2 separate regions of the Homo sapiens genome follow, and region 2 is linked to region 1. Evidence: chromatin contacts called from ENCODE Hi-C or POLR2A ChIA-PET data. All regions are on one chromosome and are shown on one strand. The core of a region is the stretch at or near the end of the contact, and the rest is flanking DNA. Distances in the headings are between cores, read along the strand shown.

The links. Hi-C counts contacts between places; a loop is a spot of excess contacts on that map. ChIA-PET counts read pairs that join two places held with the same protein, here RNA polymerase II (POLR2A).
Region 2: a map of endothelial cell of hepatic sinusoid shows a loop between it and region 1 (7-fold over the local background). The contact joins two enhancer-like sites. A Hi-C loop is called at or near these places in 1 of 168 maps with a recorded cell type or tissue (endothelial cell of hepatic sinusoid). POLR2A ChIA-PET finds 5 or more read pairs at or near these places in 3 of 52 experiments (AG04450, BJ and HEK293T).

Annotation. Positions count from the first base shown.
Region 1 is chr7:140,449,265-140,456,287 of GRCh38, reverse strand. MKRN1 (makorin ring finger protein 1) reads left to right here. Exons shown (of 8, transcript NM_013446.4): 6 at 388-498; 7 at 1,055-1,193; 8 at 1,559-3,255. The coding sequence ends at 1,771. Among named protein-coding and RNA genes, the nearest start is that of MKRN1, 27 kb to the left of the region's middle. Within about 2 kb of position 3,792, at least 2 of the 41 ENCODE cell types and tissues checked have a DNase peak (open chromatin) inside an H3K27ac peak, as active enhancers do.
Region 2 is chr7:140,536,447-140,543,049 of GRCh38, reverse strand. The region is part of intron 14 of DENND2A (DENN domain containing 2A); the gene reads left to right. Among named protein-coding and RNA genes, the nearest start is that of MKRN1, 60 kb to the right of the region's middle. Within about 2 kb of position 2,415, at least 21 of the 41 ENCODE cell types and tissues checked have a DNase peak (open chromatin) inside an H3K27ac peak, as active enhancers do.

The sequences.
Region 1 (7,023 bases), core at 2,543-5,042:
AATCCACCATCCTTTAAAGATTGTTCTCATAACTGAACAAAAACCACATAATCTAAACAGAGCAAAGCTACAAGAAATAAATTTATTTAAACGAAAGAAAAAGGAGTCTGTGTGAAATGTCTTCTTTTGTTTTTGTTTTTTACCTAAGTTATATTTTTCAAAAAAAAAAAAAAAGAACTGGCTAGCCCTTGAGTTGGATTTATAAAGGAGGTTGCCTTGCTTGAAAGAAATGGTCAGTTGTGTGACAGTATGTGGAACCCTTTCAGGAAATGCCCACGTGCCTTTCAGTTAAGTCTTTAAGTCTGGAGGCGACACACCAGGGTGTGTCCTTGAAGAGTGGGCCTGTAAAAGGGGAATTTGCATTGCAGCCTGTTCATTGTTTCCCAGGTCCTGCCCAGAATGCCGGATCACATCTAACTTTGTCATTCCAAGTGAGTACTGGGTGGAGGAGAAAGAAGAGAAGCAGAAACTCATTCTGAAATACAAGGAGGCAATGAGGTATGAGCACTGCAGCCTTTTCTCAAGCGAAGAGCCCAACAGAGCTTGGGTTCACTTTGAAAAGAATGGTGCTGCATTATACACTCCTACCTCCTTCCTACCCTTCTTTGACTTCCCAGGACAGTTTATTTTGTCACCCTGATAACATCCAGTATATATCTTGCTATAACACAGTCCTTGGGGTCCATGCCAAGGGACTGTGTTATAAAGAGGTCTCTACTGTTGACAAGTAAGGCCCCATGAGTGGGGTTCTACCTTATTCTGAATCCGTGTCATAGCTGTCCTATGTTCTCATGTGTTGGCTTTCTAGAAGATTTTCTCTCTATGGCATCTGCTTGTACTAGAGCTATTAACCAGCATAGACTTGAACAGAGTTACCGGTTTCTAGTTAGTGTTTCTTGCATTGGCACACACATGTTTATAAGAACACATCTTGGGGAGGGCTGTAAGCTGACATACTGGTTCTATCCCTACCTGTTTAAAGAAACCCCGGATGATAGTCAAATACAGACCTGAAATCCACTGTGAATAAGGGTTGCGATATTTTCCTTTCCAGCAACAAGGCGTGCAGGTATTTTGATGAAGGACGTGGGAGCTGCCCATTTGGAGGGAACTGTTTTTACAAGCATGCGTACCCTGATGGCCGTAGAGAGGAGCCACAGAGACAGAAAGTGGGAACATCAAGCAGATACCGGGTAACTCTCACTGTTTTTTTAAAGGAGGGGAAATTCCAAGGTATCAGTTGAGTCCTGCACATATTGGGGTAGGGGAAGGAGAAGGTTAACGCTCAGGTCTGGGAGCGAAAGTGTAGAGTATTAAAGGAGGAAACAAACCTCAGAAAACTGGGAGGGATAGGAAAGGAAGAAAAAATGTGTGTTAAAGCTCTAGCCTAAACGATTTCCATGAAGTAACCAGAGGGGAGGAAGTGGTAAATGGAAACCCTAACTAAGAAGTCTGGTTCGTCATGCCCTCTGGTGTGCTGGACGTTTTGCCTTATAAACAACAGGATAGAAGATACTGCTCGACAGTGCCATCCCTATCATGGCCTTGTTTTTTACAGGCCCAACGAAGGAACCACTTCTGGGAACTCATTGAGGAAAGAGAGAACAGCAACCCCTTTGACAACGATGAAGAAGAGGTTGTCACCTTTGAGCTGGGCGAGATGTTGCTTATGCTTTTGGCTGCAGGTGGGGACGACGAACTAACAGACTCTGAAGATGAGTGGGACTTGTTTCATGATGAGCTGGAAGATTTTTATGACTTGGATCTATAGCAACCTTGCGTGGCGTGTGAACTGGTCTGCTGACCTCAGACAGCAGCTGTCCCCTGTGGTGGTGTGGCAGTGCCTGTGTTCTCTCCTAGGCAGGCCTCTCAACTCCAGGTGCTGTCCTAAGAATTTTTACCCAGGGCCTGTCTTCTCAACCCCTCACCTTTCCCTGAGGAGTGTGTTGTTTTCCCTGTTGAAAAAAGTTACAAAAATAAATCTTAAAGTTAGTTTTTTGTAACACGAATTTAACTGTCAGACAGTTAGTGTAGGTGTGTTGCGTCATCTGTTTTCAACCAGATTGCATTTATGGACTTTTCACACACTCATTTTGAGGACCCCAGGTTCAAAAGTAAAAGCAGTGGCCCTGCTTTGGGGTCCAAGAATAGGAGTGATGGGTGAAGGGACCTAAGCTGGCCAATAGCCCTCTGCCCCAGACATGGGATGTGGATCCTTGAGGTTTCTGGTGAAATCTGCACATCTGTGTTTTTATATCTGTTCCCTACCCTGTAATCCCTACCACGTGCACTTGTTCTGTGGTTTTGGTCTCTTGTTTAATTGCACACAAGTAATACTACTGGGTAACCAGAATCAGGTGTGAATGTGTTGAGATTTTTTACTGTTTTGCATGATAGGAAAATTGAGAAAGAATACGTATAAAAGATAGAGAGGCATAACATCAATGCAGAGTTGGAAGTTGGCTCCCAAGGGCTGACATGGTGTGAGTGTGTGGGTGTGTGATAAGCTTCTCATCCCTGCATAGATGCAGTATTCTTAGCCTTAGTAGAAAAACCTGGTTTAGTGGTTTAAGCCTTGTGTGGCAGATAGATCTTAAAGGGCAAAGCAGTATATTGGTAGTTGTCAATATAGCAGTGCTAGCTCTGTCTATATAAATAGAGAAATGGGGTTAGCCATAGAGGTTAAAACTACCTGGTTATCCCATATAATAACACAAACTGGGTCTTGGATACACAGTTGTATTTAATGTTTTACGATCTAGCCTTTCCAGTACAGGCACTTTCTGAGAAACCTTTGTCCTCACTTGAGGCATTTTGTTGTCGGGTTTTTGTGTTTGTTTTTGTGGGTATTTGCCTCATTCCACCCCTGAGCTTTCAGGTAGACAGACGTGATTCAAAACTCTGTTCTAAGGTGTTTATTGTAGTGGAGTAATGGGTTTGCAGTGATAAGTCATACTTTTCCACCGAAAGGGAGGGCTTGGGAATCCCTGAGATTAGCTAAAGTTAAGTTGTTGGAAGAATTCCTTGATTGGAAATTGTACCTTTGTGTTTTGTTGCTCTGTTTCCTGAAAATAACTCGGGGATGCTCCTGGTTTGTCCATCTACTGCTTTGATTCCTTGGATCCCACCCATTCTTTCACTTTAAGAAAAAACAAATAATTGTTGCAGAGGTCTCTGTATTTTGCAGCTGCCCTTTTGTAAGAAGCACTTTTCCCAAATAAAACAATTAAAAAAAAAGTTGGCTGTTCTGTGTAATGAGCTGTTTTTGAAATGTGCCGATGTCAAAGAATAATGATGTTTTTCTTTCACTGACTCTTCGATCGGTCCCTTGTCGGATATTCGGGAGGATAGGTACTTTGAGAAATGTGTGTGAGAGAGAAAGGGAAACCTTAACTAGCCGGGGTCATCAAACAATCCTATACTTGAAAATGTTCAAGACTAACGCTGGGCCACCTGTTGAGCAAAAGGCACTGGCAGTTTTCTGCTACCATGCACTTGCGGTTGAACTTGCTTCATGCCCTTAGATAACGGGGGAAGGTCATAATATAATTGTATTTTGAAAGCTTATTGTTCTGCATAATTATTTCGTGAATTTTTAAGGAGTTTTCATTATTGTGAATTTTTTGTGAGTAAGAACCATTCTGCTACTCCCATGGAAGACCTTCAGGTGACCTTTTTTCCACACTTGTAAAAATAACTGCTCCTCGATTTTAGTATTTATGTTAAGAATTTATGGCTGGGTGCGGTGGCTCACGCCTGTAATCCCAGCACTTTGGGATTACAGAGGCAGGAAAATCACTTGAACGTGGGAGGTGGAAGTTGCAGTGAGCTGAGATCATGCCATTGCACTCCAGCCTGGGCAATAGAGTGAAAAAAATAAAGAATTTGTGCTATGGGGGCCGGGCACGGTGGCTCACGCCTGTAATCCCAGCACTTTGGGAGGCCGAGGCGGGCGGATCACGAGGTCAGGAGATCGAGACCATCCTGGCTAACATGGTGAAACCCTGTCTCTACCAAAAATACAAAAAATTAGCTGGGCATGGTGGCGGGCCCCTGCAGTCCCAGCTACTCGGGAGGCTGAGGCAGGAGAGTGGCGTGAGCCAAGATCTCGCCACTGCACTCTAGCCTGGGCGAAAGAGCAAGACTCCAACTCAAAAAATGCTATCGGAAAATGTTTAAACATCTAGGAATCATTTCTGAGTGGGCTTATACTGTGGTCATGATAACAACTGGGGATCCACTGAGTAGTCTGGTCTGTTTCTGTAAGCTTGTAGCCCAGCAGCTAACTCCCAGGGGAGTTAAGTCCACCCTCAGGTGTACCAGTCAGGCTATGCTGGGGACATGCAGAGGGATGGGGAAGAGCCTGAGAATGGGTTGGGAGTGCTGGAGCTAGGAGGTGGAGAGAGCCTTGAGCAATTCTGGAAAGTAGGAAGAAGCATCGTTTGCATATCTGAATCTGCAACAGGGAGAGGGGGATAGCAAGGTCCAGGGAGTGGCAGTTGGTCACTTCTGGGATGGAGAGAAGTGTATGTTTAGAGCAACTCTTTTGTATCTTGGAAAAGGCAGTGGAAGCTTCTGTACTAGTCCGAGTAGTCTGTAATGTGGATTGCTACCCTCAATGGCTGCATTGAGAGCGAGTTCTCTTCTTTCCCCAAGTGTTAATTGCCTGTTGCAAAAGAAGCTGAGGTGTAAACATTGATGGGTGGAACGTCTCACCTTCTCATTTGCACAAAACTACAATTTCAGCCTCTTCCCTGCCACTGTACACAATAAGTGATTTCACATCATGCCAGTGATTTGGGGGAGAGAAGGGGCTTGATATTAATAAAGGTAGTTGATAAAGGAGGAGAAAGAGGCTTGATATTGATAAAGGTAGATATTGAAATGGTAGTCATAGTACTGGCAACAGATTTCCAACCCTGCTTTGTGGCTTCGTGGTTCAATTGCAAGGCCCAGCTGACTTACCTAGGCTGAAATGTGAGAAGTGTCATTGCCAGATGAAAGTTTAAGATCCCATACGTGATCCTCTTTCCAGGCAATTGGTAAATTTTGCAAAGTGGCTGTTCTACCAGCCTGGGTCACCATGCTGGTACACTTAGTTAACCCATGAGGGACATGGAATATGAGCAACCCATAAACCTTTGGGGTGAGAAGCCACTGAGCCAAACAGCCTGCCCTGTCTTGAAATCTTGTTTAAGCTGTCATTTTATAAGGAAAATTAAGCAAAATCCTTTTTTTTGTTTTGTGTTTTGTTTTTTTTTTGGAGACGGAGTCTTGCTCTGTCAACAGGCTGGAGTGCAGTGGCGCGATCTTGGCTCACTGCAACCTCTGCCTCCCGGATTCAAGTGATTCTCCTGCCTCAGCCTCCTGAGTAGCTGGGCTACAAGTGCATGCCACCATGCCTAGCTACTTTTTTTGTATTTTTAGTAGAGATGGGGTTTCACCATGTTGGCCAGGGTGGTCTCCATCTCCTGACCTCATGATCCGCCTGCCTCAGCCTCCCAAAGTGCTGTGATTACAGGCATGAGCCACCTCGCCCGGCTGAGAAATAATTTTTAAAAACATACTTGTTCATCTGAAGTGGTTAATACAAACTCACTCTCATGCAGTGGCCGTATTTTATTACTTTTCAGTGTCCAGGACTTATTTCACAAACCTTTAAACAAGTTTACAGTGTTGATAAAGGAAGTGCTCTGTTGCAAATTGTCTTAAGACAGCGCTTATTCCTTTGTATTGAATGACAGGAAGAGATCCATTGCTGATAATAGAATATGCCTCAGATCTTACTTCCCCAGAACTAGCCTGGGCACTTTGTTTAGTTCACTAGGTCTTTATCTCAGCCCCTCATCAGTGTATAGAAGAAATAACACCACACAGTACCTGAGCAAATAAAAGCATTTTTTAGGTTCTAGTGATGAGCTTTTTTTGTGGGATTTTGCTCCAATCACCCCAGCTGGAGTGCAGTGGCGCAGTTTCGACTCACTGCAACCTCTGCTTCCTGGGTTCAAGCGATTCTCCTGCCTTAGCCTCCTAAGTAGCTGGGACTACAAGCGCACGCCACCACGCCTGGCTAATTTTTGTATTTTTAGTAGAGACGGGGTTTCCCCATTTTTTTTTTTTTTTCCTGAGACAGAGTCTTGCTCTGTCACCCAGGCTGGAGTGCCGTGGCACAATCTCGGCTCACTGCAACCTATGCCTCCTGGGTTCAAGCTATTCTGCCTCAGCTTGTCAAGTAGCTCAGATTACAGGCGCCAACCATGACGCCTGGCTAATTTTTGTATTTTTAGAAGAAGCGGGATATCGCCATGTTGGCCAGGCCAGTCTGGAACTCCTGACCTCAGCCTGGAACTCCTGACCTCAGGTGATTTGCCTTCCAAAGTGCTGAGATTACAGGCACCACCACGCTCGGCCTAAAACTGTTAATGGATGACCTTTTTAGTAAAATGAAGGTATCCACATATTTTACAGATATTTGAGTCCTTGTGCATACAGGCACTGTACTAGTGCTAGAGATGCTGTGAGCAGAACACAGTTTGCAGAAGTGCTCATCAAACTAGCCCACTTGGTCCCTTCCACTTCCCAGGCCCTTTGCAGTTTGGTTGGTGCTGCATGGCTAACTCACGTCATGTGCCGTGTGCCCTCCTTGTCATCGTCTCTGTTTCATGGAGGTATTGGAAGCCATGTGTTAAAGTGGCAGAGTCACAAGACAGGAGGGATCCTGGATCTCTGTGTCATGGATAGAGGGAGAGCTCCCACCCCCAAAATCAGATTTTGTATAAACAAGAGATAAATTGAGATTTGGGAGATTTTGTTTTGTTTTGCCAGTAGCCTAATATGAAATATCCTAATAAGGCAGTTGTGGCCCTTCATAAAACTGGTGACTGCTTTCGATAGGGGGCCTGGGCTAGTGTGGCCATGGAAAGGTCATTTGAATTGAGATCTGAATGGCAGAAAAAGTGCCCTGCAGACAAGACATCCTGTGTTAAAGCCTGAGGCAGGCAAAGGCAAGACATCCAACAGCTT
Region 2 (6,603 bases), core at 1,166-3,665, 88 kb before region 1:
CACATTAGAGGCAGGTAGAGGCAGTGAGTTCTGGAGACCGAGGGAGGGCACTCACTCCCAGGGAGGCGAGTTCTGAGGGCCAACACTCAGAACAAGTAGTCAGCACATTGCAGGCAAAAGGAGCCATCCTACATAGATATGGGGACAGGTGAGGCCTAGCTGTCACCTTCAGGACTGTAAAGTAGGCCAGGCGCGGTGGCTCATGACTGTAATCCCAGCACTTTGGGAGGCCGAGGCAGGTGGATCACTTGAGGTCAGAAGGTCAAGACCAGCCTGAACAACATGGTGAAACCCCGTCTCTACTAAAAATACAAAAGAATTTAGTTGGGCGTGGTGGTCCACGCCTGTAATCCCAGCTACCTGGGAGGCTTGAAGAAGAATCGTTTGAACCCGGGAGGCGGAGGTTACAGTGAGCTGAGATTGCGCCATTGCACTCCAGCCTGGGCAACAAGAGTGAAACTCAAAAAAAAAAAAAAAAAAAAAAGAGAGAGAAAAAGAACTGCAAAGTAGTTCACTAGGGCTGGCCCAGAGAGAGGAAGATGGGGGAGGGAGAGATGAGCCGGCAGTGGTGGACAGAGGCCAGCTCACAGAAGGCTGCAGGGCCATGCTCAAGAGGACAGACCATCGTGAGGGCATCCCTCCTCACCGTTAAAGCAAATCCCCTCCCATCACACACACAAACTCAGTGCCCCATAGGAGGCCACCCCCGTCCCAGTGGGCACATTCAATAATTTGCTAAGGCCACGTCACAAAACAAAGAAGATCCGGAAGGAAATGCAGACAAGGACTTGGGTTCGTTCTGAGCTTCTAAAAAGAAGCTCATTTTTGAAATACTGAATCAGAGCCTTCTTTGCTTTGGAACTGGGGGCACAGAAGCGTGAGGGGTGTGGCTGCAGCCCCAGGAAGGGCTGAGATGCGGGGCCAGCCAACCGGGTGGTGCAGATGAGGCCACCTGAGAAGTCCATCTGGAAAGAAGCAGTGCCAAAAACAAAAAAAAACCTGAAGCACTGTGGTTTGGAGAGGAAATCTGACTCTGAACTATGGAAAACAAAAGGGAAGGAAAAAAAAAGGCATAGAAGAATGGAAGGGACAAACTCCGTAGATGTGGAATTCCTCAGGAGGCGGGGCGGGAAGCGGCCCCACCCTCTCCCCTCATGCGCCGCATCTGGTCACCTTTCTGATGCACCTCTTTGGACAGCAGCCATCTGGCTGTTCCCAGCCTGCTCCCACCCTGTGTTTTAGTTCGCTATGCACTTTTAAATGTCAGCGTGATCGTACTCCCGGTGCACTTTTGTCAGCTCAGGAAGCAGGCCCTCTCTGTAAGCCTTGCAGCTGGTGCTGGGCGCTGAGGAGCTCTCCAAGCTCCCGGGCACTGGGGAATTCAGCCCAGGGAGTTCTCAAGGTTGGAGCCCTGGAAGCCAGGATGAGTAATAACCCTTCAGTGGCCAGGATCGGATTTCATCAGCACCATAGTAACTGTCTTTATCTTCTCCATCCCCCACTCCCTCCATCCGCTAGAGGTGGAATTCTCAGGCTTGGATGTGGGGGAGGGGAAAATGATGGATTTCAGAAAGGCCTGGGCTAGAAGTGGAAAGCCAGCCAAGGAAACCCAGCACCCCCCAGGAGTGGTGGTGGGGACAGAGTCCCCCGGGAACGTGCCTGCGGGGTGAAGATGCTAGACTTGGGGAGGACCCACCCTGAGAAGATGTCTGGGAAGGGCACAGCTGGAGAGGAGCCGTGGGCCCCCTCACACACCCCAGCCTCCCCCAGACTCCCTCCAGGGGGAAGAAAACAAAGTATCATCCATTTTTCTGGTAAAAGTACAGTGAGACACCAGTCTCACTGGTGACAGAGAGAGACTCTGTCTCTAAAAATTAAGGAGAAGAAAAAAAACTTAAAAACATTAAGTGCAGGGAGAGAAAAGGTGGGAACAGAAAAGGGAAGGGGCCTTGTCAGAGACAAACACATCTCCAAAGGGCAATGCAGGAGGACATGTCAGAAGGCTCAGGGCACAAAGAAACCTGGAAATGCCAGCCAGGCTCAGTGGCTCACGCCTGTAATCCCAGCACTTTGGGAGGCCGAGGCGAGTGGATCACCTGAGATCAGGAGTTCAAGACTAGCCTGGCCAACATGGTGAAATCCCGTCTCTACTAAAAATACAAAAATTAGCTGGTCGTGGTGGCGTGCACCTGTAATCCCAGCTACTCGGGAGGCTGAGGCAGAAGAATCATTTGAACCTGGGAGGCAGAGGTTGTGGAGAGCCGAGATCATGCCATCGCACTCCTGCCTGGGCGACAGAGCGAGACCCTGTCTAAAAAAAAAAAAGAAAGAAAGAAACCTGGAAATGCCTGCCCCAGTGACGTCTGAGAGAGGACTTGACGCCTCCGCCTTTTTGCTGGACAGATTTCCGGGTGGACAGGTTGGACGCTGGGCCAGCCCCTCCCACAGAGCTGCTGTCACCAGAGACAGACAAAAATGAGCAAAGTCCAGTGGCCGAGAGTGGACCCTGCCTGGATTCCTGGGCCTTGGCTGTTCCCCAGCCACCCTCCCTGCCCTGCTCTGGGACCCCTCAACAGAGGAGACAGTCACCAGTGCAGTCCATAGGAAAGGCACTGGTGTTTCTCTCCAACCTTCCATAGTGCCTGGCATTCTGCCCTTGGAGGTTTCGTCTTTTCAAACGGCTCATGCCGTGAGTGGGTCAGATGCCAGCTGTGGCTGCCACAAGCAGGTCTCCCCACGGGCACGTTGTGCCCATCAGGGGTTTTCTTCTGCAGCAGCTGCCAAATGTCAGGCGCTGTGAGGATGGGATTTCTGTGGGAGAAGAGAAGGCAGCAGGAACGTGGATAATTGTGGTGCCCTCCTTGGAGCGAGAGCCAGGCCATGGTACAGTAATGGTGTGCGAGTGTGAGAAAGACCGTCATTGGGTTTTTAGACCCTTTACAGCTTTCAGAGGTACACATCCCTCCGCCATCACTCAGGGAGGTTTCCCAGAGTAGGGGGGACCCCTGAGCATCCTTAGCCGTTGGCCCTGGGTCTCCTCGTTCATAAGACGCGGCCCCGCATGGCTCTGACTTTCCGGGACTCCGCTGTCTTGTTTTCTCTGAAAGCAGCCCTCGCTTTTCCTGTTACAAATGGCTCCACATGCTCTCCCCGCTGCCCAATAAATCGTCCTTCCATCCTACACGGGTTCCATGCAGACCTGAAGAGATGGAAATCTGCGTAAAGAAAGGCCCGAAGAGCTCTGAGACAGGAAGAGGGTAAACAACGCGTGAGCAAAGCTGATGAGGATGACGGCAGCGACGGGGCGTGGAGTGGCCTCTGAGCGGCCTCTGTGCCGGGCGCCTTCTGAGGGTCTGACCTGCGTCATTTCATGCCCCCTACGGCCCTGTCACATGGGTAACTAACAGGCGTGCAGAGGATCCGTCATTCTGCTCAAAGAAGCAGGGAGTGGGAGAGCTGCCGGGCTTTGGAGAGGACGGAGGGAAAGCAGCTGGGCTGCAGACTCCAGGGTTGGGTGAAGGGCAGGGTCTGGGGCCCTGTCCGTTTACAGAAATGTATAAGGAAAGTCTCCCTAGCACAGGCCCTCAGGACCCGCTTTGTGCTCAGCAGTCAGGCTAACAGGTCATGGGGAAGTCTGTGCTTTTCTCCTCAGGGCCCTCCCCGCCTCCCTTACAGCCTTTGGCCTTCCAGCAGGGTCCCAGTGAGACAGGTATGATCAGGTCACCCCCAAGGCCTCCCCCAGCTTTGAAACTCTCTGACTCCATGGGCCAGGTGGAAGAATCCGTATCCACCTCGATCTGTCTGATTTATGGGAAAGTAGCCATAGGGAATTGAAGTGTTCTTTGGCCAGGCCATGACAAACAAGGGTTTGGGGACCAATGGTTGGCTGCAAGTTGCCTGACCTGGAAAATTCTGGAAAGTCTTTAGGCCAAGCGCAGTTGCTCACGCCTGTCATCCCAGTATTTTGGGAGGCTGAGGCCGGTGGATTGCTTGAGGCCAGGAGTTCGAGACCAGCCTGGCCAACATGGTGAAACCCTGTCTCTACCAAAAAGACAAAAATTAGCTGGGCGTGGTGGCACACGCCTATAATCCCAGCTACTCAGGAGGCTGAGGCAGGAGAATCACTTGAACCTAGGAGGCAGAGGTTACAGTAAGCTGAGATTGAGCCACTGCACTCCAACCTGGGCAACAGAGCGAGACTCTGTCTCAAAAAAAATAAAGAAAGAAAAAATTTTTTAAAAAAGGGCCAGGTGCAATTGCTCATCCCTGTAATCCCAGCACTTTGGGAGGCCAAGGCAGGTGGATCGCCTGAGGTTGGGAGTTCAAGACCAGCCTGGCCAACATGGTGAAACCCCGTCTCCATTAAAAATACAAAAATTAGCGGGCATGGTGGCGGGCGCCTGTAATCCCAGCTACTTAGGAGGCTGAGGCAGGAGAATCACTTAAACCTGGGAGGTGGAGGTTGCAGTGAGCTGAGATCACACCGCTACACTCCAGCCTGGGCAACAGAGTGAGACTCTATCTCAATTAAAAAAATTAAAAAAAGAAAAAAGAAAGTCTTCAGGTTAAATTACAGCTGGTACCCTCATCCCCAGTACTCCTGGGGCTGCACATGCACTCATGCCCAACCCTGCTCCGCTCACGTGGCAGAAAGCCTCCTTATTCTCCTGATTTCCAGCTGTAGCCCCTAACTTAATGAGGGCATGGAACAGGGCATGAGAACAGGACATGTCACAGACTCAGTGCGTGGCCCGGTGACATCCCAGAGAGGACCTTCGCCCACTCTAGGTCGGTAGCCACCCCCGCAGCACTCTCCCCCACAAACACAATTTATTCTCTCATCATCGCTGTGAGTCTCCCACTGCAAGAGGAAGCTTCAGGGAGTTATGGCAAAGATTGTATGAGTTATAAAAGGGTTTTAAGTTGAGCCAAAAATCTATCAAGTTTAGAATAACATTTTTGCTCTGTTTTATCTTTAGGCTGGACATTGAGTGTTCTAGTGGCTCTGTCAAGCAAGAGTTTGACAGATGGAAAGGAAAGAATGCTGTTGTGATGGCTTGTTCTGTGGTCATGACAACAGATAAATACTTCTCTACACCCTCGCCTTCATTTTCCTGATGATGAACATTTTGTTTTTTACTTTACTAATTTCAGTTCCCCAAAGTTTTGGCTAAACCTACAGACCAGGCTGAATGATAAAGTCAGAGCTGCACGTAAACAAATATGTGCAAAAAGTTTTAGAGGGAGGTCGGGCATGGTGGCTCACGCCCATAATCTTAGCACTTTAGGAGGCCAAAGCAGGAGGATTGCTTGAGCCCAGGAGTTTGAGACCAGCTTGGGCAACATAGCAAGACCCCATCTCTTAAAACAAACAAACAAACAAACAAACAAATGAAAAACACCTTAATAGGGGACAAAGTTTTTAATATTCAAGGAATTTATGAGCTGGGCATGCTGGCACATGCCTGTAGTTCCAGCTACTCAGGAGGCTGAGGTGGAAGGATCACGTGAGCCCAGGAGTTTGAGGCTAGTGAGCTATGACTGCACCACTGCTCTCCAGCTGGGGTGGACCTTGTCTTTAAAAAGCAAATTAAAAAATAAAACAAATAAGAAATTGACTTATATGTTTGTAGTGCGTTAAACCATAAGCTAAATGATAGACTACTGGCTAGTGATAAGTAGGATTAGGTGGGCAAATCTTGACACATACAGGAGTTTGAACCTTGTCTTTGACATATAGGTAACTACACAAATAAGTTCATATGTAGCTGTGCACTTTCATCCTCTTATTTGTTCGGTTTGGTTCATTTTTAATAAGTTTACACAAGCTTAAATGAGAATCCCATGTCCTTTTTAGAATTGGTTGCACCCAGCAACATTTGCCATCCCAGGAGGTTGGGCTTCTCACCACACCTCTCTAGGGAGATGAGTTTGCCCAAGGCCTAGCCGAAAGTGTTTAAAGCTGCCACCTTGCTGCTCTGGCATCCATAAGATACTTCAGAGGTCTAGCTAGTCCTCAGCATGGTTGACAGAGTCTTAGAGATAAGTACATTTAGTTCAGCAAAGTCCTATGAAAAACACAATTTTAGGCAGGTGCAGTGGCTCACGCCTGTAACCCCAGCACTTTGGGAGGCTGAGACAGATTGATCACCTGAGGTCAGGAATTCGAGACCAGCCTGGCCAACATGGTGAAACCCCGTCTGTACTAAAAATACAAAAATTAGCTGGGCATGATGGCAGGCGCCTGTAATCCCAGCTACTCAGAAGGCTGAGGCAGGAGAATCACTTGAACCCAGGAGGGAGGCTGCAGTAAGCCAAGATGGCACGACTATACTGCAGCTTGGGCAACAGAGCAAGACTCCATTTCAAAAAAAAAATACAATTTTAATAGTATAATTGTACAGCCTGATTAAATGTTAAGTATTAACCACCTATTTTTGCATATGAACACCAACAAGATACCAATTAGAGCAAGATTTAGAGTTTGGCATAGCCACAAATGCTGTTGTCTTCTAATCCAGACCCATCACTGACATATCCTGGGGCTGGAAGCTTATTCCAGTTCTTCTCTTGGAGTCGAATCCCTCCCAGACTACACTGGCT